2 separate regions of the Homo sapiens genome follow, and region 2 is linked to region 1. A link is a loop called in an ENCODE intact Hi-C map of the cell type or tissue named here. Cell type or tissue: A673. All regions are shown on one strand. Links, peaks and the distances in the headings refer to the core of each region. The heading gives the core; the rest is flanking DNA. Region 1 has its middle 33 kb from the start of ZKSCAN2. Region 2 has its middle 26 kb from the start of LINC02191.

Region 1 (15,290 bases), core at 7,446-9,945:
GGGTGGAGATGTGGGTGCAGATCACATCCACTGGGTCCTGGAGCTGGCTCATGATTTCTGAGAGCCACTGTGCACACCTGCAGTGACTTCATATTGGTGACTTCTAATCAACTGTGGTAGGAGTATTTATACCAGAGAAATCAGCAAATAAAACATTTGTAGTGATCAGAAATCACTACAAATAAAACATTTCTTCATTTTTTTGGCAAGCTGATTGTCAAGCACTTCCCAGCACACCCCTGGGTCTATTTCCGGTGATCAGGTAATCTTTTTTTTTTTTTTAAGACAGAGTCTCTCTCGGCAGGCTGGAGTGTACTAGCATGATCTCCACTCACTGTAACCTCCGTCTCCTGGGTTCAAGCGATTCTCCTGCCTCAGCCTCTCGAGTAGGTGGGATTACAGGTGCATGCCACCACACCAGCTAATTTTTGTATTTTTAGGAGGGACAAGGTTGCCCTGTCTGGTCTCGAATTCCTGGGCTCAAGCAATCCGTCACCTGGGCCTCCCTCGTGCTGGGATTACAGGTGTGAGCCACCGCGCCCAGCCGTGATCAGGTAATCTTGAACATCAAAATTTGTGAGTCGTGTTTGTTGATAGACAGGTTCACGGTACATGGGTAGAACAAGCTTGCTTTTAGGGCCTAGGGGGAGAGAGATGAATGAATGCATGCATGCATGAATGCATGAATGAATTCTCCTGAAGGGATTCCTAATGTGAACTCCTAAAGTAGAGGCATTATAAGCAATTTTGGTAATTGCACCTTTTCAGGTGGCAAACGAGAGAGGCATCCCCTACAGACTGAAGTCATCTAAGTACTCAAACCTCATTATTCAATCATAGACATCTTTTCATGAAGCATAGTAAATAGACATTTTCAGGCATCAAGCCAATTTTGCAACATCCTTCCCCCTTCAGCAAGGAGAGTGGTAAAGTTCATGATGGAAGTTTCTCCACTGAAAGAAACAAACATGGATTGGACTCTACCAGCGGATGCAGATTCACCAGCTGCTTCAAGATCAAATACACAAACAGGAAGCTAGCACATCTCAGACCTCAACTGTCTCTCCATCAAAACTGTTGCAGTTGATCAAGGAATGCGTTAGTAATTGTTAACATCTACACAGGAAGTGATGTTTTGGTGTACAGTTAACTTGGACCAACGCTGGATTACAAATTAGCTGTGAGAGCTAACAACATACTCTCTGCCTCTTTACCTAATCTGTAACAGTGTAGTCAACCAAAAGCAATGAAAAAGCATAGCCTGGCTGGGTACAATGGCTCACTCCTGTAATCCCAGCACTTTGGGAGGCCAAGATGGGCAGACTACTAGGTCAGGAGTTCGAGACCAGCCTGGCAAACATGGTGAAACCCCGACTCTACTAAAAATACAAAAATTAGCTGGACAGGGTGGCAGGTACCTGTAGTCACAGCTACTTGGGAGGCTGAGGCAGGAGAATTGCTTGAACCCAGGAGGCGGAGGTTGCAGTGAGCCAAGATCATACCACTGCACTCCAGCCTGGGCGACAGAGCGAGACTTGGTCAAAACAAAAAAAAAACAACAAAAAAAAAAACATAGTCTGAACAAGTTCTGGCATATGCTTTAAAAAAAAAAAAAAAAAAAGGAAAGACTGAGGGACCTACATAGACTCCTTGACTTACTTTGAACTTTCCAGATTTCACATTTGGAGAAGTCGCTGTATAACCATGATGAGTATTTTTACTAGGTACTTTAGAAGCCCTGAGAAAATGTGACTATGTCATTTAAGATATCTATTATCAGAGCAACAAGGTAGTAAGATAGCTGCTAACAGAGCATGACTAATTGCAATACTCAGCACTTAATAGGTGCTCAATGAATACTTGACTAGATGCAAGGGAGTTATTAGGAGAAAGGCAGGGAGTTTATAGGAACATGCCTCTTAACCTTTTCCAGCTTACAAGAAAAAGAAAATTTGATTAGTGAGGAATGAGACATTCTCCTTCTCAGAAATAAGACTTGAAAAGGTAAAATGAGCAGCATGCTATTGGCACTGATACTATTAGTAATAAGGAAACTAGGAAGCAAAATAAGCCCTTCTCATCAATAAATGAAAGCAGACCATGGAGGCTTCTTGTGAAATGTGAAGACACTCTGCTGTAAGTACTGTGGACTTTAGAGATACTCTGAAGTGCAAAACCACAGGAGCTGAGCCCCATTTGGGGAAGAACTCCTGAAAGTTTTGGAATTACCCTTCTCCTGAGCCCTAGCAGAAGAATGAGGACCAAATTAGATGCCGACTATGGCCAGACATGGTGGTTCACACCTGCAATCCCAACACTTTGGGAGGCAGAGGTGGGAGGATCACTTGAGGTCAAGAGTTCAAGACCAGCCTGGGCAACATAGTGAGACCCTATCGCTACAAAAAAATTTAAAAATCAGCCAGGCGTGATGTTGTACCTACAGTCCCAGCACCTCAGGAGGCTGAGGTGGGAGAATCACTTAAGCCCAGGTTTTTGAAGCTGCAGTGAGCTGTGATCGTGCCACTGTACTCTAACCTGGGCAACAGAGTGAGACCCCATCTCAAAAAAAAAAAGATAACAATGTTGACTACGAACAGTTGTACTTTACAAAGAAATGTGCTAAACCATATTTAGATGTTTATATTTCTTAAAATTTTGCTCATTTAAAAAAAATTTTAGTGCTTCTATTAGTGGTCAGTTGATTATGATTTACTTTATTTAGTCTTTTTTTTTTTGAGATGCATTCTCGCTCTGTCGCCAGGCTGGAGTGCATTGCTGTGATCTCAGCTCACTGCAACTTCCGCCTCCCAGATTCAAGCGATTCTCCCATCTCAGCCTCCTGAGTAGCTGGGACTACAGGCGTACACCACCATACCCAGCTAATTTTTGTATTTTTAGTAGAGACGGGGTTTCGCCATGTTAGTCAGGCTGGTCTGGAACTCCTGACCTCAGGTGATCCACCTGCCTTGGTCTCCCAATGTGCTGGGATTACAGGCATGAGCCACCACACCCAGCCCAGAGATAGTTTTTGTTTTTTGTTTTTGAGACAGGGTCTCACTCTGTCACCCAGGCTGGAGTGCAGTGGGGCAATCATGTCTCACTACAGCCTGGACCTCCCAGATTCAAGTGCTCCTCCCACTTCAGCCTCCAGAGTAGCTGGAACTACAGGCACACACCACCACACTCAGCTATTTTTTTATTTTTTGTAGAGACCGGGTCTCACTATGTTGCCCAAGCTGGTCTCAAACTCCTAGACTCAAGCGATCCTCCTACCTCAGCCTCCCGAAGTGCTGGGATTACAGCCATGAGCCAACACACCCAGCCAGTTTTTGTACTTTTGCTCTGGCTCAGCAATTTCTCAGAAAGCAAGCCCACGGGGAAATGAATTGCTTTGTCTCATCCAAGTATAAAGTACAGCTGGACTTTAAGTGCCTTGTTCAAGTCCTGCCTCCATCTCTTGCTGGCTGTGGGATCTTTTTTTTTTTTTTTTTTTTTAAATTTTTTTTTTTTATTATACTCTAAGTTTTAGGGTACATGTGCACATTGTGCAGGTTAGTTACATATGTATACATGTGCCATGCTGGTGCGCTGCACCCACTAACGTGTCATCTAGCATTAGGTATATCTCCCAATGCTATCCCTCCCCCCTCCCCCGACCCCACCACAGTCCCCAGAGTGTGATATTCCCCTTCCTGTGTCCATGTGATCTCATTGTTCAATTCCCACCTATGAGTGAGAATATGCGGTGTTTGGTTTTTTGTTCTTGCGATAGTTTACTGAGAATGATGGTTTCCAATTTCATCCATGTCCCTACAAAGGACATGAACTCATCATTTTTACTATGCAGCCATAAAAAATGGCTGTGGGATCTTAGACAAGCTCCTTCACGCCTGTAGGATCAGTCTCCTCCTCTGTAAAATAAGTCAGTTCCTTCCTGTAAGAGATAGCTATGTATACGAGAAGCACTTAGGAAAATGCCTAGCACGTAGGGAACACTCAAAAACTGTTAGGTATTAAGGGAAGCATCTGCTTACCTGCCTTCCCTGGCATGAATGGCATCCTTCACTTTCAATCAGATCTATAATTTTATTCATTTTTTCCTTCACTTCATAAACACTTTTTTGTTTTCTTTTTTTGAGACAGAGTCTCGCTCTGTGCCCAGGCTGGAGTGCAGTGGCACGGTCTCGGCTCACTGCAAGCTCTGCCTCCTGGGTTCACGCCATTCCCCTGCCTCAGCCTCCGGAGTAGCTGGGACTACAGGCGCCCACCACCACGCCCAGCTAATTTTTTGTATTTTTAGTAGAGACGGGGTTTCACCACTTTAGCCAGGATGGTCTCGATCTCTTGACCTCGTGATCCACCCACCTCGGCCTCCCAAAGTGCTGGGATTACGATCATGAGCCACCGCGCCCGGCCAACACTTTTTTTTTTTTTTTTTTTTTGAGATATAGTCTTGTTCTGTTTCCAGGCTGGAGTGTAGTGGTGCAATCTCAGCTCACTGCAACCTCCACCTCCCAGGTTCAAGCAATTCTCCTGCCTCAGCCTTTGGAGTAGCTGGGATTACAGGTGCATGCCACCACGCCCAGCTAATTTTTGTATTTTTAGTAGAGATGAGGTTTCACCATGTTGGCCAGGCTGGTCTCAAACTCCTGACCTCAGGTGATCTGCCTGCCTTGGCCTCCCAAAATGCTGGGATTACAGGTGTGAGCCACCATGCCTGACCCAGTAGTTCATTTCTAAAATGTAAGTCAGAGCACATCACTCTTAGGTTCAGAAAAATCCAGTGGTTTTCCATCTCTGCTTCAGCCACACTCACTTTTTTACCAATCCTTGAAATAACCTCAGGGCCCTTGCACATACTGTTCCCTCCTCTAGATCCCACGTGGCTTGCTCCCTCAATTCCTTCAAGTCGGGATTCAAACATAACCTCCTCAGTGAGGTTTTCCCTGAACACTCTCCTTTAAGAATCCTCCCTTTCAAGAGAGAGCCCCCCCACCTCCTGACTCCCTTCTTGCTTTGTTTCTCTCCGCTGTATTTACTGCCTTCTGCTATGTTCTGTCTCCCCAATGAGAATGAAGTTCCATGCGGTGGGGGCTTTTGTTTCTGTTCACTACTCTATTCCCAGTGCCAGGAAAGAACAGTGTCAGGCCTTTGATCAATGTTTAGTAAATGAATGAATGTGGTGGCACACCAAACAGCTAAAGCAGAAGAGAAGTTGTCACAAGACTGATTACAAGGGTCCTGTGGGTTAAGAAGACTGAACCAAAGCCTAAATCCTGTGAGGAGCCCCAGAGGCACTCAACAGAGCACTTTCTGATCAGATTCGTGCTTTAGAACCATCTCACTGGGTGAAACATGGATTCGAGACTGAGGGAGACCAGGAAGTGCAGCAAGACCACTTCAGAGATTAACGCTGTGATCCAGATGAGATGTTATGAAGGCCCTAATGAGGACAGTGGCCATGGGGTAGGGCAGAGGAACAGAGCAACAAGTGTCTAGAGCAGGGGTGTCCAATCTTTTGGCTTCCCTGGGCCACATCAGAAGAAGAATTGTCTTGGGCCACAGCAGCCAAGGGACCACCATTGGCAGCAGCACCAATAAAACAGGAGCTGGGCCAGGTGCAGTGGCTCACACCTGTAATCCCAGCACTTTGGGAGGCTGAGGCGGGCGGATCACCTGAGGTCGGGAGTTTGAGACCAGCCTGGCTAACATGGTGAAACCCCATGTCTACTAAAAATACAAAATTAGCTGGGCATGGTGCTGCGCACCTGTAATACCAGCTACTTGGGATGCTGAGGCAGGAGAAGAATTACTTGAACCCAGTAGGCAGAGGTTGCAGTGAGCTGGGATCGTGCCACCACACTCCAGCCTGAGCTGTGAGTGAGATTCCGTCTCAAAAAAAAAAAAAAAAAAAAAAACAAAGAAAAACAGGTGCTGCAGCAGCAGTTCCCACTCAAGCTGCACAGGTCCCAGGAAGGGTCTGAGATGAGAGAGACAAAGTCCTAGCCAATACTAGATACCCAGAGAGGGCAAATAGAAAGCCTACTTTCTTGGCTGGGCGCAGTGGCTCATGCCTGTAATCCCAGCACTTTGAGAGGCTGAGGTGGGCAGATCACAAGGTCAGGAGATCGAGACCATCCTGGCCAACATGGTGAAACCCCGTCTCTACTGAAATACAAAAAATTAGCTGGGCATGGTGGTGCATGCCTGGGGTCCCAGCTACTCGGGAGGCTGAGGCAGGGGAATCATTCGAACCCCGGAGGCGGAGATTGGAGTGAGCCGAGATTGTACCACTGCACTCCAGCCTGGTGACAGAGTAAGTCTCTGTCAAAAAATAAAGAAACAGAAAGAAAGAAGAAAAGAAAGGAAGGAAGGAAGGAAGGAAGGAAGGAAGGAAGGAAGGAAGGAAGGAAGGAAGGAAGGAAGGAAGGGAGGGAGGGAGGGAGGGAAGGAGGGAAGGAGAGAAAGAGAGGAAGGAAGGAAGGGTCCAAACCCACTGCCTGAAGCAACACCTGCTGCCTGCTGCAGGGTCCATCATTCAATCGTTTTAACAGTGACACTAAAACTAGATGGGGAAAGTGTGACAGTCAGTATGTAGAGGTAATTCAAACTCAAACGCAACAGCTCAAATTGATGAGCAGAGAAAGCACACCAAGTAGGTACACAGGTGGTCTCAATGAATTCATTTAGATAATATACGGGACTTTGGAACAGGTCCAAGGTCATGATGCTTGCACATTGCTCCATGAGTCTTAAAGATGTAGCCTTCTAAGTTGAACATCTGATATCAACCTATAATATGTTCCAAAACCTTCCCAAGACCTACTCTTCTGGGGCCAACTTTATCACCTAGTGTTGAAATAGTGTTTTTCAATGAATTCTTTATTAAACTTGTTTCTTGACATATGACCTGTCAACCAAGCGGGCTGCTGTCTCCTAAAATATAGATCTGGCTTTTCTAAGTCCCACACCTTGACTGGGCACTGCTTTGGGAAAGGTTTCTCTTTTGATGGATATTTTTTTGCTGAAATAGATCAAGTCCTTTCAGTCTGTCTTCTTGTCATCCCTGAAGCATTTATGCCTTGCTTAAGCCCTTCATTATAATCAGCTGTCCTTAGCTTGCTATTTCCTGCAAGGGCTTTGCCTCAATCATAGATGCATTAGAACAATTGCCCTTTTAGCTGTGGACCAAGTTATCTTTGGGGTGCCCTATGTAAATGAGAACACTTGAAAATGCTAATTTATAATGAGCCAAAAATTGATAACAATATCTCTATGAGTGAACTGGTGAGAAGGCCAAATGGATGGACGAGAGAGAACGTGGCTGGGAAAAAGGAGTGAGCTCATCAAAAGCACGGACAGGAAAAAAGTGAAGACAGAGAAACATGGGCAGGTCATGATTGCCACTGGGGGGTGGTTCGAGGCAGGAGAGCAAGAGAAAAAGAATAATGTTTTGTTACTGTCCTGACAGCCATGTAACGAATATAAGACTTGAAGTCCCCAAGGGGAAAAAGTGGATCTGATTAGAATAACTGATGTGATAAAGGATGGGGAAAAATTGTGTACATAAGAAAAGCACAGCCGAGCGTGGTGGCTTGCACCTATAATCCCAGCACTTTAGGAGGCCGAGGTGGGTGAATCACCTGAGGTCAGAAGTTTGAGACCAGCCTGGCCAACATGGTGAAACCCTGTCTCTACTAAAAATGTAAAAATTAGCTGGGCATGGTGGTGTGCCCCTGTAATCCTAGCTACTTGGGAGGCTGAGGTGGGAGAATTGCTTGAACCTGGGAGGTGAGCCTGCAGTGAGCTGAGCCTGGGCGACACAGCAAGACCCTGTCTCAAAAAAAAAAAAAAAGAAAAAGAAAAGCAGGCCAGGTGCAGTGGCTCACTCCAGTAATTCCAACACTTTGGGAGGTTGAGGCAGGTGGATAGCCTAAGGCCAGGAGTTCGAGACCAGCCTGGCCCACATGGTGAAACCCCATCTCTACTAAAAATACAAAAATAAAAAATAAAATTAGTCGGCCATGGTGGCAGATGCCTGTAATCCCAGCTTCTTGGGAGGCTGAGACACGAGAATCACTTGAACCCAGGAGGCAGAGGCTGCAGTGAGCCAAGATCATACCACTGCACTTCAGTCTGGGCAACAGAGCAAGCCTCTATCTCAAAAAAAAGAAGAAAAGAAAATAGTACAAAATTAAAAGGAAGAAGACATTAAGGCAATTAGAAATCCTGGGGAGTGTGAGAGAAGGAAAGCTTTCAAGAAAAAAATATAATCATAATACATCTGTTGGCTCTTCGGTGAACAATATTTACCAGTGACATAATTATAAATAACCGTATCATTGTATGAGAAGGATGGGAGACAGGCAGTATAAGAGAGCTAAATCCACCACCATTGTTTCAGAATGTAAATAGATAATATCTGAAACTGATGCATCTAGAAATACATGGCCAGGCACGGTGGCTCATTGCTGTAATCTGAGCACTTTGGGAGGCCAAGGTGAGTGGATCACTTGAGCCAAAGAGTTAAAGACCAGCCTGGGCAACATGGCAAGACCCTAACTCTATAAAAAATTTTTTTAAAAAATTAGCTAGGCCTGCTGGCATGCGCCTGTGGTCCCAGCTACTTGGGAGACTGCAGTGGGAGGATCGCTTGATCCTGAGAGCGCAAAGCTGCAGTGAGCCTGTTTGTGCTACTGTGCTCCAGCCTGGGTAATGGTTGGAGACCCTGTCTCCAAAAAGAAAAGAAAGGAAGGGAGGGAGGGAAAGAAGGAAGGAAGGAGGGAAGGAAGGAAGGAGGGAAGGAAGGAAGGAAGGAAGGAAGGAAGGAAGGAAGGAAGGAAGGAAGGAAACATAAGAAAGAAAGAAGGAAGGAAGGAAGGAAGGAAGGAAAGAAGGAAGGAAGGAAGGAAGGAAAGAAAGAAAGAAGAGAGAGAAAGGGAGAAAGAGGTAAAGAAGCTTGTGATTTATTCTTTTAACTGATCAAAGAGTTTAAAATTTTTACCTCCGCTGGTCATCCCAGCTAGTCAGGAGGCAGAGGCAGGAGAATCGCTTGAACCTGGAAGGCGGAGGTTGCAGTGACCCGAGATGGCGCCACTGCACTCCAGGTGGGCAACAGAGCGAGACTCCGTCTCAGAAAAAAAAAAAAAATTTTTACCTCCAGAGAGCAGGAAAGGAGGGGAAACAAGACATTGTTGCTTTTATTACAAGGTTTTTGGTGCCGCTTAATTTTTTTTTTTTTTTTTTTTTTTTTAGTTAGCATAGAATTTAGTGTCAGAAAAAAATTTTACTGAGCATTTGCACCATGCTAGGTATTTTCTACACATTCATTTAAATCTCACAACCACAACAACAAAAACACTTCCCTAGTGCTTACTATGTGCCAAGTACTGTTCTAAAAGCTTAACATTTATTATCTCATTCCATCTTTGCAATAACTTTATGTTAGTCTTATTTTGCCCACTGAACCAATGAGGAAACTGAAGCACAGAGGGAACAAGTAACTTGCCCAAGGTCATGAGATTGAGAGTCGCGGTGCTGGGACCTGAGCCTGGGTAACCTGGCTCCAAAGTCTGTGTTCCTAACCTCTACACGCTGTTGTGTTGTCTAGCAAAGCCAAGGCATAGATATTATTGTTGGTTTGTTGTTGTTGTTGTTGTTGTTGTTTGAGACAGAGTTTTGCTGTGTCGCCCAGGCTGGAGTGCAATGGCGCAACCTCGGCTCACTTCAACCTCCAACTCCCAGATTCAAGAGATTCTCTTGCCTCAGCCTCCTGAGTAGCTGGGATGACAGGCGCCCGCCACCACGCCTGGCTAATTTTTTGTATTTTTAGTGGAGACGGGATTTCACCATGTTGGTCAGGCTGGTCTCGAATTCCTGAACTCAGGTGATCCACCTGCCTTGGCCTTCCAAAGTGCTGGGATTACAGGCATGAGCCACCACGCCCAGCCCGGGCATAGATAGTATTATCTAATCCTTGAAGGTGAGGAAACATACAGAGAGAAAGCCACTTTTCTAAGATCACATAGATAGTATGTTGTGAGATCTGGTTTGACCATGGGTTAGATTGATTTTGACACCCATGCTTAGTCTCTCCATTGCATCATACACAACTGTGTTTACAAGAATGAGCTAATTGGGAAGAAAAGGAGGCCATCCACCCTCACCACTGCTATTCAACATAGTGCTGGAAGTTCTAGCCAGTGAAATAAGGTTAAAAAAAAGAGAGAGAGAATAAAAAGCACACTAATAAGAAGGGAAGGAAAAAAATGGTCCATATTTGCCAATGGCATAGCAGTCTACACAGAAAATTCCAAGGAATCTATAGAAAAACAACTGGAACTGGCTGGGCACAGTGGCTCACACCTGTAATCCCAGCACTTTGGGAGGCCGAGGTGGGCGGACCACCTGAGGTCAGGAGTTCGAGACCAACCTAGCCAACATGGGGAAACCCTGTCTCTACTAAAAATACAAAAATTAGCCAGGTGTGGTGGTGGGCACCTGTAATCCCAGCTACTTGGGAGGCTGAGACAGGAGAATCACTTGAACCCGGGAGGTGGAGGTTGCAGTGAGCCGAGACTGCACCATTGCACTCCAGCCTGTGCAAGAAGAGCAAAACTCCATCTCAAAAATAAATAAATAAATAAGTTCAGCAGGTTTACAGGATACAAGAGAAAGATACAAAATTATTTGTGTATTTATGTATTAACAATGAACACATGAAAACTGAAATTAAAAATATAATGCCTTTTATAATTGCTCAAAAGATGAAACAATTATGTGTAAATCTAACTAAATATGTATATGAATTACAGGCCAAAAACTATTAAATCAAAGATCTAAATATACAGAGAAACATAACATGTTCATGAGTAGAAGACTCAGTAAAGATGCCGATTCCCCCCAAATTGAGATGCAAATGTAACAGAATTCCTGTCAAAATTTCAGCAAAATTTTCTACAGATACAGACAAAATTATTCTGAAATTTATATGGAAAGGCCAGGCGCTAGAATAACCAAAACAATTTTCAAAAGACATTGATAAACGTAGAGGAATCACTCTACCTCATATCAGGACTTATTAGATGTAACTACAGTAAGGCCAGGCATAGGGACTCACACCTGTAACCCCAGCACTTTGGAGGCTGAGGAGGCTGGATTGCTTGAGGCCAGGAGTTCAAGACAGGCTTGGCAACATGGTGAAATCCCGTCTCTAAAATCTTGTATCTAAAAATAAAAGAAGAAAAATTAGCCATGTGCAGTGGCGTGCACCTGTAGTCCCAGCTACTTGGGAGGCTGAGGCAAGAGGATCACTTGAGCCTGGGAGGCAGAGGTTGCAGTGAGCCGAGATTGCACCATTGCACTCCAGCCTGAGTGACATAAATAAAACCCTGTCTCAAAATATATATATGAATAAATAAATAAATAAATATTAATAGAGGTAGCTACAGTAATAAAGACTATGTGATAATGGCAGAGGGAGAGACACAGAGATCAATGGAAATGAATAAAAAACCTAGAAATAGTGCCACATGAGTGCAACCAACTGATTTTTTAACACCCCTCTGCTTTTGCATCAACCAACTGATGTTTTACAAGATGCAAAAGCAACTCAATATAAGAAGTGTAATATTTTCTCCAAATGGTGCTGAAGCAAAAAAAAATTTTTAAGTACTCTGACCTACATCTCACACCTTATATAAAAACTAACTGAAAATGGATCATAGACTTCAACATAAAATGTAAAACTATAAATATTTTAGAAGATAACAAAAGGGGAAATCTTTGGAGCACATGAAGAACTCTTAAACATGACACCAGAAGTGTAATTCATAAAAGAATAAATTGATAAATTGGACTTCAAAATGAAAAACTTTTACTCTGTAAAAGACTTCATTAAAAGGATAAAAAGATAAGCTATAAACTGGAAGAAATTATTTGCAAATCACATATCTAACAAAAGGCCACTTTGGAATAAAGAACTCTCAAAACTGAACATTAAACAAATAATAATAATTCAATTAGAAAATGGGCAGCCGGGTGCAGTGGCTCACGCCTGTAATCCCAGCACTTTGGGAGGCTGAGACAGGCAGATCACAAGGTCAAGAGATTGAGACCATCCTGGCCAACATGGTGAAACCCCGTATCTACTAAAAACACAAAAATTAGCCGGGCGTGGTGGTGCGTGCCTATAGTCCCAGGTACTCAGGAGGCTGAGGCAGGAGAATCGCTTGAGCCCGGGAGGTGGAGGGTGCAGTGAGCCGAGATTGCACTGCTGCACTCCAGCCTGGTGATAGACCGAGACTCCTTCTCAAAAGAAAAAAAAAAAAAGAAAATGGGCAAAAGGCGCATTTCACCAAAGAGGATATACAAATGGCAAACAAGCACAGGAAAAATGTTCAACATAATTTGCCATTAGGAAAATGCAAATCAAGACCACAATGAGCTATCAATACTCATCTATTAGAACATTTGAAATAAAAAACAGTGACAGTATCAAATGCCAGCAAGGATGTGGAGAAACTAGATTTTTTGTATATTTCTGGAGTGTAAAAATGGTATAGCCACCATGGAAAAATAGATTGCCACTTTCTTTAAAAAAAAAAAAAAAATACACTTACTATATGACCCAGCAATTGTACCCACCCCTGGGCATTTACCCCAAAGAAATGAAAACCTATGCCCACACAAAAACTGATCTGTGATTGTTCGTAGCAACTTTATTTGTAGTAGCCATCTTTACATCTATGAGCATATTTATCTCCCACTTGTAAGTGAGAATATGTAGTCTTTGGTCTTCTGTTCTTGCATTAATTTGCTTAGGATAATGGCCTCCAGCTGTACCCATGTTGCTGCAAAGGATGTGATTTTGTTTGTTTGTATGGCTGCACAGTATTCCATGGTGTATACATCTTCTTCATTCAGTCCACCACTGATGGGCACCTACACTGATTCCATGACTTTGCTGTTGTGAATAGTGCTGTGATGAACCCATGCGTGCATGTGTCTTTTTGATAGAACAATTTATTTTCCTTTGGGTATATACCCAGTAATGAGATTGCTGGGTCGAATGGTAGTTCTGTTTTAAGTTCTTTGAGAAATCTCCAAACTGCTTTCCATGGTGGCTAAACTAACTTACATTTCCACCAAAAGTGTACAAGCATTCCCTTTTCTCCACAGCCTCACCAACATCTATTATCTTTTCACTTTTAACAAAAGCCATTCTGACGGGTGTGAGCTATTAATTGGTCTCACTGTGGTCTTGATTTGTATTTCTCTGATGATTGGCAATGTTGAGCATTTTTTTACGTCTGTTGGCTGCTTGTATGTCTGTTTTGTTTTGTTTTAGATAGAGTTTCACTCTTGTTGCCCAGGCTGGAGTGCAATGGTGTGATCTTGGCTCACTGCAACCTCCGACTCCCAGATTCAAGCGATTCTCCTGCCTCAGCCTCCTGAGTAGCTAGGATTACAGGCGCCTGCCACCATACCTGGCTAATTTTTTGTATTTTTAGTGGAGACGGGGTTTCACAACGTTGGCCAGGCTGGTCTCAAACTCCTGACTTCAGGTGATCTACCCACCTCTTTTGAGAAGTGTCTGTTCATGTCTTTTGCCCACTTTTTAATAGGGTCATTTGTTTTTTTGCTGGTTGAATTGTTTAAGTTTCATATTACACTTCTTTTGGATGCATAGTTTGTTAATATTTTCTGCTGTTCTCCAGGTTGTCTGTTTACTCTGTTGATAGTTTCTTTTCCTGTGCAGAAGCTCTTTCATTTAATTAGGTCCCATTTGTCAATTTTTGTTTTTGTTGCAAATTTTTTGAGGACTTAGTCATAAATTATTTCCCAAGACCAACATCGAAAATGGTGTTTCCTAGATTTTCTTCTAGAATTTTTAGTTTTAGGTCTTACATGTAAGTCTTTAACCCATCTTGAGTTAATTTTTGTATGTGGTGATAGAGGTCCAGTTTTATTCTTCTGCATATGGCTAGCCAGTTATCCCAACACCATTTATTGAATAAAGGGTCCTTTCTCGATTGCTTATTTTTGTCAACGATCAGTTGGTTGTAAACGTGTGGCTTTATTTCTGGGTTCTATATTCTGTTCCATTGGTCCATGTTTCTATTTTCATACCACTTCCATGCTGTTTTTGTTACCGTAGCCTTAGAGTATAGTTTTAGGTCAGGTACTATGATGCCTCCAGCTTTGTTCTGTTTTGCTGAGGATTGCTTTGGCTATTGGGGCTTTTTTTTTTTTTTTTTTGGTTCCATATGAGCTGTAGAATAGTTTCTTCTAGTTCTGTGAAGAATGGCTTTGATAGTTTGATAGAAATAACATTGAATCCATAGACTGTTTTGGGCAGTATGGCCATTTTAACAATATTGATTCTTCTAGTCCATAAGCATGGAATATTTTTCCATTTGTGTGTCATTTATGGTTTCTTTCAGCAGTATTTTGTAGTTCACCTTCTAGAGATCTTTCTCCTCCTTGGTTAGAGGTATTCCCAGATAGATATTTTGTTTTTGGTGTGGCTACTGTAAATGGGGTTGCATTCTTGATTTGGATCTCAGCTTGATCATTATTGATGTGTAGAAATGCTACTGATGTTTGCACATTGATTTTTGTATCCTGAAACTTTACTGAGGTCATTTATCCATTCTAGGAGCCTTTTGGTAGAGACTTTAGGATTTTCTAGATATAGAATTATATCATCAGGGAAGAGACATAATTTGACATATTCTTTCCCTGTTTGGATGACTTTTTTTTTTCTCTTGCCTGATTGCTCTGGTTAGGATTTCCAGTACTATTGTTATTGGAAAGTGGTCCCAATCCATATCCCAAGAGAAGGTTTTTGGATCTTGCGCAAGAAGGAACTCAGGGCAAGTGCATAAAGTGAAAGCAAGTTTAATAGGAAAGTGAAAGAATAAAAGAATGGCTACTCCATAGACAGAGCAGCCCTGGAGGCTGCTGGTTGTCCATTTTTATGGTTATTTCTTGATGATATGCTAAACGAGGGGTGGATTATTCATGCCTCCCCTTTTTAGACCATATAGGGTAACTTTCTCACATTGCCATAGAGTTTGTAAAATGTCATGGCGCTGTTGGGAGTGTAGCAGTGAGGACAACCAGAGGTCACCCTCGTGGGCATCTTGGTTTCGGTGGATTTTAGCTGACTTCTTTGCTGCAAATTGTGTTATCAGCAAGGTCTTTATGATCTGTACTTTGTGCCAACCTCCTACCTCATCCTGTGACTTAAATGCGTTAACTGTCTGGGAATGCAGCCCAGTTGGACT
Region 2 (15,290 bases), core at 7,806-10,305, 170 kb before region 1:
ATCTCTAAAATTCATTTGAATATAGATGAAACAAGATTGGCTATTAGTTATTCATTGTGGAAACTATGTAATAGGTACGTGGGACTTTTATAAATTTTTTGTATGTATTTGGGGAAAAGTTTACAATAAAGAGGTTTGTTTTTTTAAGATGCTATCATGGCCAGACCACCTAATTCTGCCCATAAACCATCACTTTTCCCCATTACGACCTAAAGGAATATGTATGCACAGAAAAATGAACAGAAAATTCAAGGAAAATGGCAATCCATTGTTTGATCTGGCTTTGCTCCTAAATCTCAATGCAGAAGTTGGGTAAAACGAGCCGAACCATATGGCTTAGAAGGCTGGGGCCGTAAGGGGCTCTCTTTCTCTCCCTGCATATCTGATGCTACCTCTGCACAGAATGTCCAATCCACTATAGCCTAAGGAAAGAATTTTCATTTCCCAAGACTCCATGTGCTATAAAGCACATCCAAATCCATTTTCTGAAATCTAACTAACTTCCCTGAGAAGGAATGGAAATAGAACTGGAGAGAAAGGGAGTAGGGTGAGCAGAGAAGAGCTTTGAATCTTTTGCATCCTTTAAACTCCCAACACTCAAATCTTCCTCTAAGCTTTGCTTCTGCTACAGAGGCCAACAATGCGATTGGAATTCAGGATCAACTCTTTCCTTGCTGCTATGCCCCACCCCCAAAGGCTTTATATCATAGGCTTCATGATACTTCACTAGGTTTGTCCCATTGCAATTTAACTTACTGAAATTCTTCAAAGTTTTTTAACCTATGCATGTCCTCATTTTCTGGTTTCCAATATGAATAGGGTTTTTCATTTTTAAAAAATGAACATTTCAATAGCACATCCAAATATATTATGGCATACTATTTTGGAAAAGGGGAGATTAGGCGTGACTAGTTGCTAAGGATGCCATGGCAATGTACTACAGACAGAGTGGCTTAAGGATCAGAAATTTATTTGCTCACTGTTTTGGAGACTAGAAGCCAGAGATCAAAGTGTTGGCAGGGTTGGTTTCTTCTGAGGCCACTCTCTGTGGCTTGTAGATGGCCTTCTTCTCCCTTTGTATTCATGTGGTCTTCCCCCCTGTGTGTGTCTGTGTCCAAATTTCCTCTTTTTATAGGGACATAAATCGTATTGGATTGGGGCCCACCCTGAATACCTCATCTTAACTTCATTACCTCTTCAATGACCTTATCTCTGCATCAACTCACATTCTGAGGTACTGGGGTTAAGACTTCAACATTATGAATTGGTTGGAAACAGAGGACACAATTTGGCTTGCAACAGATGTCTTGGCTGAAATTACTAGCTTGGATCAGATGGCTTCAGAGACTGTGTGAAATGGGAATGACTTGAGTACACTGAAATGAACTTGAGAAAAAACCAATAAAGAAGTTCAAGGAAAGAGTGGGATGTTCCTGGTGGAAGGAGGTGGTAGGAAATGAGATTTAAAGTACAGATCAAGAAATTAACCATGTGACAAAAGAGGGAAAGGAAAAAAGTTTGAAAAAGGATATAGAATCTTTTGTATCCTTTTATGGCAGGAAGTCAGGAAATTTCTTGCTTGATGGCTCCTATTTTCTCTGCAAATTGGGAGGCAAGAACGTCAGCTTCAAAGTGATGAGGAAGAATTAAATAGATTAGAAATAGTCTGGAATAACTGCCATGGAGAATGAACGAGAGACGTATAAAGATTGCTATATCACAGAAATGGTCCTGAGAAAACCAGTAGGAAAAATACTTGATAGTCCCATATGAATGTTTTTTTAAATTCCTGATAGATGAAAGAGTTACATGTTTTGTAAACATATACGAAAATGTAAATATGTATACATAAGAAAAGTCATCAGACCTTGGGAAAGAGATCTTTCTAAGCATAATTATATTTTTAAGAAAACAAGGAAAAAATTAACAAATTTGACTACATAAAAATAAATATGTAATATCACTACTGGTCAAAAAATCACCAAAATACTAATGAGAAACATTTTTCATCTATAAAATCATAAAAATTAAAGAATGATAACATCTAGTGTTTGCAAGGATATGATCAAATGTGGGTTGCCACAGCAATTGAGAATATAAAAGCTTATATCACATTTCTAGATCCCAACTTGGCAATATCTATCAAGAACATCTAAAGACCATTTGACTTCTATTTCTAGAAAACTAAACTAAAGAAATAATCAGAAGTATGCACAGAGATTATTGTGTAAGAATATTTACTGGTAAATCATTTGTAATATCAAAAAAATTGGCAAAAATTCCTACTTTTTAATGTACAATTTGCAATTGGTTAAATAAATTTTGATGCCTCACACTATGGAATACTATTAGCTAATAAAAATCATCTTGTAAAATAAAAATTAATGGCATGGAAAAACGCTTGCAATGTAATGTTGGGCTAGCAATGAATGTGGGGTTGTACCCAGGAAAGATACAAAGTGCTACGTGCCTTAAATGAGAGGACCTGGGCCAGTTCAGAAGCCAGGATGGAGGAAACAGTGTAATAAAAGGAAATGGTTTGGAATTCTGGAGCCTGAGTCTGCTACAATCTCTGTGCACATAAAGGGTCAAGGAATAAAAGAAACAAACACAGGAAACTTCAGTGATTATGTCTTAAACACTCTACCATCTTTTGAAAATCCTTCCTAAGTTCAGGGAATTTTCCGCATTATAAACATTTCCTTCCCAATCCAGAAGCCCAGAACTAACTTTCCCAGCCTCCGTTGCAACTATGGCACAGACATGTGACCTAGGCTCTGCCAATCATACAGGCTCTCCTGAGATTTCAGTTTGAATGACAGCAACCTGGGGAGCAGATACCACATGGAAGTCATTTTCTGATGAGAATATTTAGGGATGCATTGGAGATGGGAGAGGCTGTTAGCATCTGCACTGAGCAGTGACAGCATTAGGTTTTTCACTGGAGCAGTCTCACCAGGTAGAGACTTTGTTCCTGGCTGTTTCGAAGTTTGACTCAGCACCCTTGAAGGCTCCATGAAGGAGCTATCTGATATCCTATTTAAAAGATCCCTTTTCTGCTCAAAGAACCTCAGGTGAATTAGTTCAGTTGTCTGCAGCCAAGCACATTCACTAACTCAGACTTTACTATAGCTGCAGTGCCCACTATATTCTCAATACTTTAAATAATACTTTAAATACATTTATCTCATGGTATCCTCCCAATCATCCTGGCTCCTCAACCAGTAAGTGGAAGAGCTGAGAATAAATCCCCAGATCTGTGAAAACTCATTCTTTTTTTTTTGATGGAGTCTTGCTCTGTAGCCCAGGCTGGAGTGCAGTGGCGCGAGTAACTGGGACTACAGGCGCCCACCACCACGTCCAGCTAATTTTTTGTATTTTTAGTAGAGACGGGGTTTCACAGTGTCAGCCTGGATGGTCTTGATCTCCTGACCTCATGATCTGCCAGCCTCGGCCTCCCAAAGTGCTGGGATTACAGGCGTGAGCCACCACGCCAGGCCCCAAAACCCATTCTTTACTCATGAGAAAGTTTCTATTCTTCTGCAACCCTTTATTTTCTATCTGTAGCACGTGCAGTTTGAGCTAGAAAGATCTCCGAGTTGCTTTTCATTTTAAGTAAGTGTATAGCTCTATGTCCCAGGAGATTTTGTCCCATCACTGTAAAGAATTCAAGAAATCCCTCTTGGATATCTGACCTGGTGCCCAGCTTTTTACCATCCTAAGGAGACACCAGCGGAACGAGATTGGGGAGAGCCCCGCAGGTGACCCAGAAGCTTGACCACAAAGCCCATCAGTATTTCCCAGTACTGGACAGACTCCACAGTTACTCTCAATAACCCTGTGTGCACATTCCGCCTCACAAACACTTTCCAGATGAGCTTCCAGGGCTGGCTTTGACAGAGAAGCTGAAACAGAGGATTCCAATGTAAAAAGTGCAGAATTAGCATTGGGAAAACAGGCTATTCTCCCAACTCTGCTACTTACTGGATGACCCTAGGCAAGCCATATGACCTCTTCAATCCTCCGTGTCCTACCCTGAAAAACTGAGCATGGTAGGGCAGACCAAATGAGATAACACAAGTAGAAGTGATTTGAAAATTGAGAAGCATTGTACAAATGTGACGAGCTATCATTAATTTAGAGAGGAATCGAAGAATCTAAAACTGTCTTGCATTTGAATAGTGTTTCTTATTTTGCAACATGCTTTTCTCATTTTTGTCTTCACAGCCACCATGTGAGAAAGTAGGGCAGTTATTATTATCTCCATTTTTACAGATGAGGAACCAGAAGGAAAAGTGACAAAGCCAGCCCTAGAAGCCAGGCGTCCTGATTTCCAACCCCAGACTCACTCCTGTATATTTGTAGGTAATTGGTCCCTACCCACTGTGCAGATGACACAGGCAAAACAGTAGAGTACACCTGTCAGTCATAACGTTGAGAGCTGTCTGCAGGGTTTGAGCTCATTGGAAGATATTTGGCCTGCAATGCTCATTTTGGACTAACAAGTGGGCTTTCTAGGAAAAAAATAGAGAGTTACAGAGTTTCTCAATTGCAATGGAGGGCAGGTTAAAAACCAGAAATAGATAAATGTTAAATGCTGAAAGAGATTCAGTGTACATTTTTAGAGCATGTGCCCCAATCCCGTCATCTTCTTTCTGCCATCCTACAACTCGAGTCAGCATCAGCTGTGAGATCTGCACTCTGCGTATCAACAGCGGCAGCATTAGACTATCCCTGGAGCCATCCTGCAGAAAATTAATGTCCAAGTAGGATGCTCAGGTTGAGGTTCACAGACAAATTTGTTTTTATCATCGCTATTGTAACAATTATGAAGAGTAAATTTCAGGTGCTTTGGCTTTTAAAGAGCACTTCTACACCTGCTGGAGTTTCAAAAATAAGCCTAGAAGGTAGATTGATACCATTCTTAGAAATGACTTCCCAAAGAAGATGTGACTAACGAGGTTTTATTATTTGAATCGTGAACAAACCCAATCATCCTGTTATGTCACTGTGATAAATTGGATTATTGTCCAACATATCCTTCTGAGGCAGAATAGACTTCAGGCTTGGCCATTTGTTTATTTTACCCCACAAATTATGTGTGCTAGTTCCAAGCCAAGGCCTGAAGAGGCACCATGTATTTCCATGTATCCTCTTCCTGCAACATGACCTACCACAAGAAGAGACGCCCGAGGAACTGGCTACTCCAAAGAGGATGAGGACACTTGGAGAAAGCCTGAACCCAAACTCCATCCTGCTGCTCAAAGCATGGAGCCCTAACTTGAACAAATTGCAGCCACGCCATAGACCCATAAGCATGAAATAAATGCTGGATATTTTAAGCTTCTGCTTTAGGGATAGTTTGTTATACAAAATATTGCTGCAAATAATTGACTGATGCAGTTGCTTTCACCAGAAGCAGTGATTGTAAATTATAAGGCCTATTTGTTTTGTTTTGTTTTCTTTTGTTTTGTTTTAAGATTCTTGATTTTTTCGCAGGTGGCAGGTAAGAATTTCTCTACAATATATGAAGCAAGAAATATTCTATTTCTTTATCTCCCTGATGACATGTCCAAGACCCCTCAGTAGTAGACTCCCATCACAATATATGATCTCATAAAAAGTCTTGGACATATGTATCTCCAGACTCATGGAGGAAGGACCAAGGCAAGAGGGTCCCTATTTTTGTCATTGCCCCTTCACTACTCTAGAATTTCATTGTATTCATTGCTACTGTAGGCAAGTTCAGAAATCACACTGATGAAATGGAGATATAACTTTTTACTGCTTGACACTATCCAGGATTTGACCAGGTTAGGCCGAGTTGAGAGTCCTTGGATGATATTGAGTCTGACATTAAGAATAATTTGGGCCAGCTGTGGTGGCTCATGCCCGTAATCTCAACATTTTAGGAGGTCAAGGCGGACAGGTCGCTTGAGCCCTGGAGTTTGAGACCAGCCTGGGCAATATGGCGAAGCCCCATCTCTACAAAAAATACAATTATTAGCCGGGCACGGTGGCTCTTACCTGTGGTCCCAGCTACTCAGAAAGCTAAGGTGGGAGGATCACCTGAGCCCAGGGAGGTTGAGGTTGCAGTGAGCTATGATCACACCACTGCACTCCAGCCTGGGTGACAGAGTGAGACCCTGTCTCAGAAAAACAGAAAAAGAATAGTTTGGGCCAGGCGCAGTGGCTCCCACCTGTAATCCCAGCACTTTGGGAGGCTGAGGCAGGTGCATCACTTGAGGTCAGTAATTCGAGACCAGCATGGCCAACATGGTGAAATCCCATCTCTACTAAAAATACAAAAATTAGCAGGGCGTGGTGGCAAACTTCTGTAATCCCAGCTATTCGGGAGGCAGAGGCAGAAGTTGCAGTGAGCCCAGATTACACCACTGCACTTCAGCCTGGGCAACAGAGCAAGAATCTGTGTCAAAACAAAACAAAACAAAACAAAAGAATAGTTTGATGGCCATATAGTTCACAGAGTTTATACTACGTCTAGATGATCTGAGGAATTCAAAGTCAGCTCTGTGTTTCTCCATTTGTTCAAGACTACTTGTATGCCTCTCTGAAAAAAAAATTTTTTTTTTTTGGAGACAGAGTCTAGCTCTGTTGCCCAGGCTGGAGTGCTGTGGTGCTGTCTCAGCTCACCACAACCTCCACCTCCCAGGTTCAAGCAATTCTCCTGCCTCAGCCTCCCGAGTAGCTGAGACTATAGGCGAGCACCACCACACCCATCTAATTTTTGTATGTTTAGTAGAGACAGGGTTTCACCATGCTGGCCAGGATGGTCTCTATCTCTTGACCTCGTGATCCTCCCACCTTGGCCTTCCAAAGTGCTGGCATTACAGGTGTGAGCCACCACACCCGACTAATTGTCTCTGAAAATTTTATATTTGTGTTTGTTGAGGTCCAGCATGTTTCATTTCCTTTTTTAAATTTTAGATTCAGGGGTCCATGTGCAGGTCTGTTACATGAGTATATTGCAAAATGGTTAGGTTTGGGCTTTCAGAAAACCAATCAACCAAATAGTTAACATGGTACCCCATGAGTAGTTTTTCAACCCTGTCTCTCCTCCCTCCTCCCTCTTGGAGTTCCTAGTGTCTATTATTTCCATCTTTGTGTCCATGTGTACTCATTGTTTAACTTCCCCTTGTAAGTGAGAACAAGTGGTATTTGATTTTCTGTCTCTGAGTTATTTCACTTAGGATAATGGCCTCTAGCTCCAACCATGTTTCTGCAAAGGGCATAATTTTATTCTTTTCTATAGCTCTGTAGTATTCAATGGTGTATAATGTGGTATATAACACATTTTCTTTATCCAATCAACCACTGATGGACACTTAGGTTGATTCCATGTCTTTGCTATTATGAATAGTGCTGCAATAAACATACAACTCCTGAAATGTTTCATTTTATTTTATTTTATTTTATTTCGTTTTATTTTATTGAGATGGAGTCGTGCTCTGTCACCCAGGCTGGAGTGCAGTGGCACAATCTCAGCTCACTGCAACCTCCATCTCCTGGGTTCAAGCTATTCTCCTGCCTCAGCCTCCTAAGTAGCTAGGACTACAGGTGCCCCCCATCACACCCAGCTAATATTTGTATTTTAGTAAAGATAGGGTTTCACCATGTTGGCCAGGCTGGTCTGGAACTCCTGACCTCAAGTGATCTGCCCACCTTGGCCTCCCAAAGTGCTGGGATTACAGGTGTGAGCCACCGTGCCCGGGTCCTGGAATGTTTCTTATCAAGTGTATGGCTGTCTCCATGGCCAAGCATAAATGTCAAGTTCTTTTGCATGCCTATAAATGTTCTTCATGATCTGACCCCTACCTACCTTAGTAGCCTCATTTCTCACTCTTTCTTGTGGCCACAGTATGTTTCATTCATCATGAACAACCTTAATATGCCTTATTCTATTGTTTGCCTTTTATTTTTATAGATGCCTTCCCCTTTGTTGGGATATGCATCTGGACATTCCCTTCTTATCTTCAAGATCTATTTCCAATAGCTCCTTCTTTTTAATAGGGCAAGGACTAAGATGAGGCAAGTGAGGTGTCCGAAGTGCTAATTTTGTGCCCCTCAGCACCTCCTTTGCCCTACCCCGCACCTAGCCCAGCTCTTTAATGCCTCCCCAGATATACTCCACTCCTTCCCCAAGAACAGTCTGTCATTCCTTCCTCGTGAAAACTCTGTACCTTTCCTCATTATAGTATTGATTGCACTGGGTTGCTTTTTTCTTAGAACAGAGACTATGTTTTATCATCTTTGTAACACCAGCACCATGACTGGCATTGTGTGTTTGATGAATAGTAAATTCATGGCCAATCTATATGAGCATTTCCTTTGTTCCAGGCATGATTCTATGCACTTTACTTGAGTTGACTTATTTAGCCCTCACAACAACCTGTACAAATATTACTACCTCAGTTTTTATAGATAAAGAACAGACTAAAAAGCACTAGGTAAATCCCACAACATCGCACAATGAGAGTGGCAAAAATTGGGATTTGAACCTGGGTCCTTCTGACGCAGGACCCTGTGTGGATAACTGAACAACGTGACTATTCCCACTATATTACACTGGATAAGAATCAAGGAGCAAAAGACTGTTTCTTTTATGTTATTCGGAATCTAAGGCAATCACTACAAAAATTTCTGTCTCAAGGGCAGGGAGGCTTTATGAGATGGGATGACACTTTGGCCTATTGTGCCGGTGAACAAAGTCTCCAAATGCTGACTCCTTGTCCAGTCTCCAAAGGCTCCAGTATTGGGGGAGATGAACCTGAGTGCTGGTCTCAATCTAGAAATGTAAAAACAAAAGGTCCGAGCAATGCTTTAGACAGCATTGACCAAGGACAATTATTGTCCAAAGGGATTTGAACCCTATCGATCAGCCAGCCGGAAAATTCTGCCTTGTTGGCTGGATCATTTGCTAGTCAGAGGTTATAGAGACAACATTCTCCTCTGTCAGCCCAAATCCATCAGCCATGAGCAGGGAGCACTGGCAGCTAGTGTGGCTGCTTCCCGCTCTGCAGTGTTAACTTCTTACATAGGACAACTAACTCCCCATGCTTTTACATTCTCTGCTATTCACAGTGTGTACCTGAAAACAGATAGTTGTTTTCTAGGTCAAAAAATATTCCTCATCACCATACCAGTGGGAAATTGATGCCAAGCCAGAAGTCCCAAATTCAAATGCTTGTCACATAAATGAAGGAATTTGGCTGAGTGAGGAGTAGAGTAAACTATAGGCCATATGCTTGTTGCTTGCTTGCCTGCCTGCCTGCCTGCTTCCTTCCTTCCTTCCTTCCTTCCTTCCTTCCTTCCTTCCTTCCTTCCTTCCTTTCTTTTTCTTTCATTTTGAGACAGAGTCTTGCTCTGTCACCCAGGCTGGAGTGCAGTCGTGTGATCTCGGCTCACTGCAACCTCCACCTTCCAGGTTCAAGTGATTCTCCTGCCTCAGCCTCCCTAGTAGCTGGGATTACAGGTGCATGCCACCACGCCCGGCTAATTTTTTTTGTATTTTTAGTAGAGACAGGGTTTCACCGTATTAGCCAAGATGATCTTGATCTCCCGACCTCGTGATCCGCCTGCCTTGGCCTCCCAAAATGCTGGGATTACAGGCGTGAGCCACTGTGCCTGGCCCACATGCTTTATTAATCATACCTTTTTATTTTCTGTGTTTCTGATGCTTTGACAGCTCAGGTCTTGCTGACCCTGGAAAGACTGTCTCTCCCAGGTACTGTCAATTCCTAGAGATAGTAAATGACTCACCTGTGAGCTCCTTTTATATGCAAATTAACCAATCCAGAGTGGATACCCCCAGACATCTCCGTTGTACCCCCGAACACCAGATCCTTTCACTCTGGGCCACTATTCCCTGCCCTGATCACCCCAGAGTCAAGCACTAGACAACTAGGGACAACCCCTACACCCCAAAGCCCATTGAAAGTATTCCCACTAGCCAATTCTAAACCTGCTCACCCTGCCCTGCCTCACGTTTGACCAAGGAAACCTCAATAAAGATTCTTGCCTAAATTTTCCCTCACTCTTTCTACCTCCTGCCCAACCCTAGTACCTCTGGGCTCAAGCGATCCTCCAGCCTCAGCCTCCAAGTAGCTGTGACTTCAGGCACAAACCCCACCCAGCCACAAACTGCATTTTCAATAGCAATCATCCCCAATCTGTTGGCCTTACCATATGTGAATAATAATAATCAAAACCTACATTTAAAAACATATGCCCACATAGAGGGAAAGAGTCCCTACTCGTTTCTTGATGATTATTGCCAGCCACGAACCAGCCCAATAATACATTCTGATTTTTTTTTAATATAAAGTCTCACTCTGTCACCCAGGCTGGAGTGCAGTGGCATGATCTCAGCTCACTGCATCCTCACCTCCTGGGTTCAAGCCATCCTTCTGCCTCAGCCTCCTGAGTAGCTGGGATTACAGGAGCCCGCCCACCACCACGCCTGGCTAATTTTTGTATTTTTAGTAAAGACCAGGTTTCACCATGTTAGCAAGGCTGGTTTTGAATGCCTGACCTCAGGTGATCCACCCACCAAGGCTTCCCAGAGTGCTGGGATTATGGGCATGAGCTACTGTGCCCAGCCCACATTCTGATTTTTTTTTTTTTTTTTTTTTTTTTTTTGCGACGGAGTTTCACTCTTGTCATTCAGGCTGAAGTGCATCGGCATGATCTCAGCTCATTGCAACCTCCTCCTCCCAGGTTCAAGGAATTCTCCTGCCTCAGCCTCTTGAGTAGCTGGGATTACCGGTGCCCACCATCATGCCTGGCTAATTTTTGTATTTTTGGTAGAGATGGGGTTTCACCCTGTTGGACAGGCTGGTCTGGAACTCCTGACCTCAGATGATCCACCCTCCTCGGCATCCCAAAGTGCTAGGATTACAGACGTGAGCCACTATGCCCGGCCTGTGACTTTTTTTTTTTTTAGAGAAGCTAGAAGCCTGGATTTTATTAGCCTCCGAAGGTTTAATGTTGATTTAAAATGTTGTGTTGTTCATGTGTGTACTGAAACACTGGAGAGCTAAGGAAAAAGAAATAGAAAATGGAACAGCCAAGCAGAGTTGCAGCAGAATATCACCTACATTTTCCCATGCCTACCCCACTGAAATTGGCCAGACTAGCATAAACACATAGTTCTAGGTCTCAGGAACAATGTCTTTGATCATTACAAAAGGAAGTCAGTTGGCTGTAAGTATTTGGCTTTATTTCTGGGTTCTCTATTTGGTTCCACTGGTCTATGTGCCTATTTTAATAACAGTACCATGGTATTTTGGTGACTATGGCCTTATGGTATAGTTTGAAATCAGGTAATGTGATGCCTTCAAATTTGTTCTTTTGGCTTAGTCTTGCTTTCGCTATGCAGGCTCTTTTTTGGTTCCATATTAATTTTAGGACTGTTTTTTCTAGTTCTGTAAAGAATGATGATGGTATCTTGATGAGAATTGCATTGAATTTGTACACTGCTTTTGGCAGTATGATCATTTTCACAATATTGATTCTCCCCATCCATGAGCGTGGGATGTGTTTCCATTTGTTTGTGTCATCTATGATTTCTTTCAGCAGTGTTTTGTAATTTTCCTTGCAGAGGTCTTTCACCTCCTTGGTTAGGCATATTCCTAAGTATTTTATTTATTTATTTATTTGCTTATTTACTTATTTATTTTTGCAGCTATTGTAAAGAGGATTGAGTTTTTGGTTTCATTCTCAGCTTCGTCCCTATTGGTGTATAGCAGTGCTACTGATTTGTGTACATTGATTTTGTATCCTGAAACTTTACTGAATTCATTTATGAATTCTAGGAGCTTATTGGATGAGCCTTTAGGGTTTTCTAAACTCAAGTTTGTATTTTCATAATGTTACTCCTTTATCATAGGAATCTTTCAAGTTTATTCACATTTGCATCCTGCTAAATGACAATTCTATGTCTTCACTCTATGTTCAATTGATTCCATCATTTTCTGGCAGTCATTTAGGCCTCAAGTTTTCTTTTCTAAGATTTATTCATTTTAAATTAATCTATACAATGAACAACAAATTCTTTGTAGAGTTTGTTTGTTGGTTTGCTTTTAGTAAGATACTTCTAAGGCCTTGCATATCTGGAAATTGTCTTTCTATTGCTTTCAAATTTAAATAGCAAATTTACTTTTGAGTTACAATCTTTTCTCCTCAAAATTGTATATGGGCAGTTTCCTCCAGGATATACTGTGAAATGAAAAAGCCAGGTAGAGAAATGTGTCTATATCATACCACCATTTCTCTAAAAAAAAGGGGAGATACGAGAGACTGGAGACGTCCAGCTTCAGAGCAGGAACCTTAGTTGCGCCAGCAACGAAAAACAGAACTAAATATGGGTGATGTTGAGAAAAGCAAGAAGATTTTTGTTCAGAAGTGTGCCCAGTGCCACACCGTGGAAAAGGGAGGCAAGCATAAGACAGGGCCTAATCTCTTCGGGTGGAAGACAGGTCAGGCCATTGGATTCTCTTACACAGACACCAGTAAGAACAAAGGCATCACCTGGGGAGAGGATACACTGATGGAGTATTTGGAGAATCCCAAGAAGTACATCCCTGGAACAAAAATGATCTTTGCCGGCATTAAGAAGGAGGCAGAAAGAGCAGACTTGATAGCTTATCTCAAAAAAGCTACTAATGAGTAATAATTGGCCACTGCCTTATTTATTACAACACAGAAATGTCTCGTGACTTTTTTATGTGTACCATACTTTAATAGATCTCATACACCAGAATTCAGATCATGAATGACTGACAGAATATTTTGTTGGGCAGTCCTGATTTAAAACTAAGACTGGGTTGTGGTTAAATGAATATGTTCAGTTTTTGAATTGTAATAGTAATTCCAATTCAGTAAATGCTATCACTGTTTACCCCTACTAAAGATAGAACTAGACTTTGTTAGTAATGTTCAACTTTTCGCAAAGATGGTGAGTGCCATCTTAAAACTTACTGGAGATTGGTTTTATATTTAGATTTATATAACTGGTTATGTGAATATATTTAAATACTGGGGAAATTCCTTCACTGTCTCAGAACCAAGGAAAATTCACCTGTGTTTTGTGTTCATTTGCCTCTTAAAGGCATTGTTGAAGATAAATAAGGTAGCAATGTCTACTTTATATTTTTGGGCTTAACTGTGCCAATCTAATTAGAATTCCCTGTATTTAAAATAGTTCCTTTTATTTATTGAAAGGCATTTTAGTGTGGTTTATGTGTAATATCAAAGATTATTTAACACTTCTCACATTTTATAGATCTGTAAGGTCACATGCATTTAAAATAGTAGCAAGTTAAACTTCACTCTTGAATTCTTTACAATCTAAGTCAAACTAAGTTATAATTTAGGGTTGTCTTTAAACAGCCATTCAGAAACATAAAACTGTAGAACTGCTGTGTGTGATCGGGAATGGTGCTTTTGCCAACTCAAAAGGATTAAAGTAGAGGCGATATACACAAATTTTAAGATTATGTGTGATCATAAGACTTAAGATAATTAAAAAGAAAACCACAGGGGAAAAAAAAGAAAAGAGGAGATGCACACATGTACACAATATATCTAATTAACGTGTTAAAGACATATACATTATAATATGTTAAACTGTGTTAATTAATATAATGTGTTAATATAGTATTACATGTTGCATACTGAATAATATTAAATTAGCATATGTTAATGTTATCACACAGTAATATATTGTTTTATACATTTATTGTTATACATTATAGCATATTATATTATTGTTTGTTAAATGTATGAAATTAACATATATGTTAAAAACAGAATAAACCTTAACACTTAAAATGTTTAAATTAAAAAAGAGAGGAAATATTTTGAAAGATTCGGGGGTTGAAAACAGACTCCTTTGAATGGACCTGGTATTATAGCTCTGTCTTTGAAGCTATGTTTGTACTTTACATAATCATAAAACAAAATTAAATAAAGAAAAATACAATCCCCAGACTACAAAAGTACATTTAAACAGATGAACCAAGTTGTGAACTCAGTAGGTAACCTAACCTCACAGCAAAGGAAATAGCCCAAGTGGCTCTAAAACATAGTAATTTAACTCTGCGTCTCTAATGGAATAGATCCTAAGAACAAAAGAAAAGGCAAAGAAAGTCTTAAATTGTTTCCAGTAATAGCACAGCATTGTAGGTGATAGTGTTGATACTGTTATTGTAAGATAATAAATCAAATGAGTAATTACATCGGTGTCATCAAGAACTGAGATTTGGGGCTTGGTGGGAAGGAGATACAGACATGAAATTGATGAGGTCAAATAAAATCCCTTAAGCCTGATTTTGAATTGGATATAAACTTATGATGTACTGTATCTAAAAAAATACATATGTCCTAGCCCTGTCCACCAAAGAGTCCTAGAAATAATAACTAACTCAGGGCACGGGGCATCCCGGGTACCCAGATCGTAGTCTTTCTTCCCACGAAAAAGAACCAAAGATCTTTGATCTTCGGAGAAAGGGTTGATTCTGTATCTGAGGGAGGAAATGTGTAAGTCTGAAAACATCCTGTTGTACAAGAAAGCTATCATAGACAACTAAATTAATCCTTCATTGTTTTTTGGCACTTAATCTGAGGTCAGCCTTCATTTCTTACTTTGCAGATAGTTTATTTCCCCGTCCTGCTTGACAGTTGAAGTATTCTTTATCTTTCAGGTTATATCTAGGAGTTGGGCTCTTCATAATTTTTCTGCTGTCTGAATGGGTCTTTTATTTTTGCTAGTGGAATTTATGTAGAATGTTACTAATGCTCCTCATTTCATGATAGACCTTCATTGTTTGTGTGGTTCTTACATTATATGTTTATTTATTGCCTTTTATTCTATATACTCTTCAGTTCCTCTCTACGTCTTCCTCCCTTTGGCAACGATTTGAATGTGTTAGATGTGCGGTCTTCTATTTTCTATGTCCTTGTAAAACTAGTAGTGTTGTTTTATGCATACATATTTTTAATTCACATAAATAGCATCACGCTGTGGACCTCATTTGATTCTTACATTTTTACACTCAACTACACATTGCTCTGGGTGCATTTCATCTGTTGCTTCTGACCTGAACATCATTACACGGTGTGCATACCATGCCTTTTGCTTATCCGTGTCTCGTTGATTGAACCTAGATTCATTTAATCATAGCCTTTAAATCTCCACTACCACAAACAACACTTTGATGAACGTTCTCAGAGTTGTCACCTTAAAAACCTGTGTGAGTGATAACTTCTCT

The links. Hi-C counts contacts between places; a loop is a spot of excess contacts. Peaks named below come from ENCODE experiments on the same cell type or tissue, not always from the same donor. Only the 100,000 strongest peaks of a DNase experiment are listed, where the experiment ranks them.
Region 2: it touches region 1 in a loop (2.4-fold over the local background); 1 of 110 quality-filtered maps calls a loop at or near these places.

Annotation. Positions count from the first base shown.
Region 1 is chr16:25,283,056-25,298,345 of GRCh38, reverse strand. No RefSeq gene overlaps it. Among named protein-coding and RNA genes, the nearest start is that of ZKSCAN2, 33 kb to the right of the region's middle. In A673, for the core only: no CTCF peak of the experiment used is centred there; DNase peaks (open chromatin) are centred at 8,675 and 9,035; H3K27ac peaks cover 2,500 bases.
Region 2 is chr16:25,451,740-25,467,029 of GRCh38, reverse strand. It overlaps the pseudogene CYCSP39. Among named protein-coding and RNA genes, the nearest start is that of LINC02191, 26 kb to the right of the region's middle. In A673, for the core only: no CTCF peak of the experiment used is centred there; a DNase peak (open chromatin) is centred at 9,199; H3K27ac peaks cover 377 bases.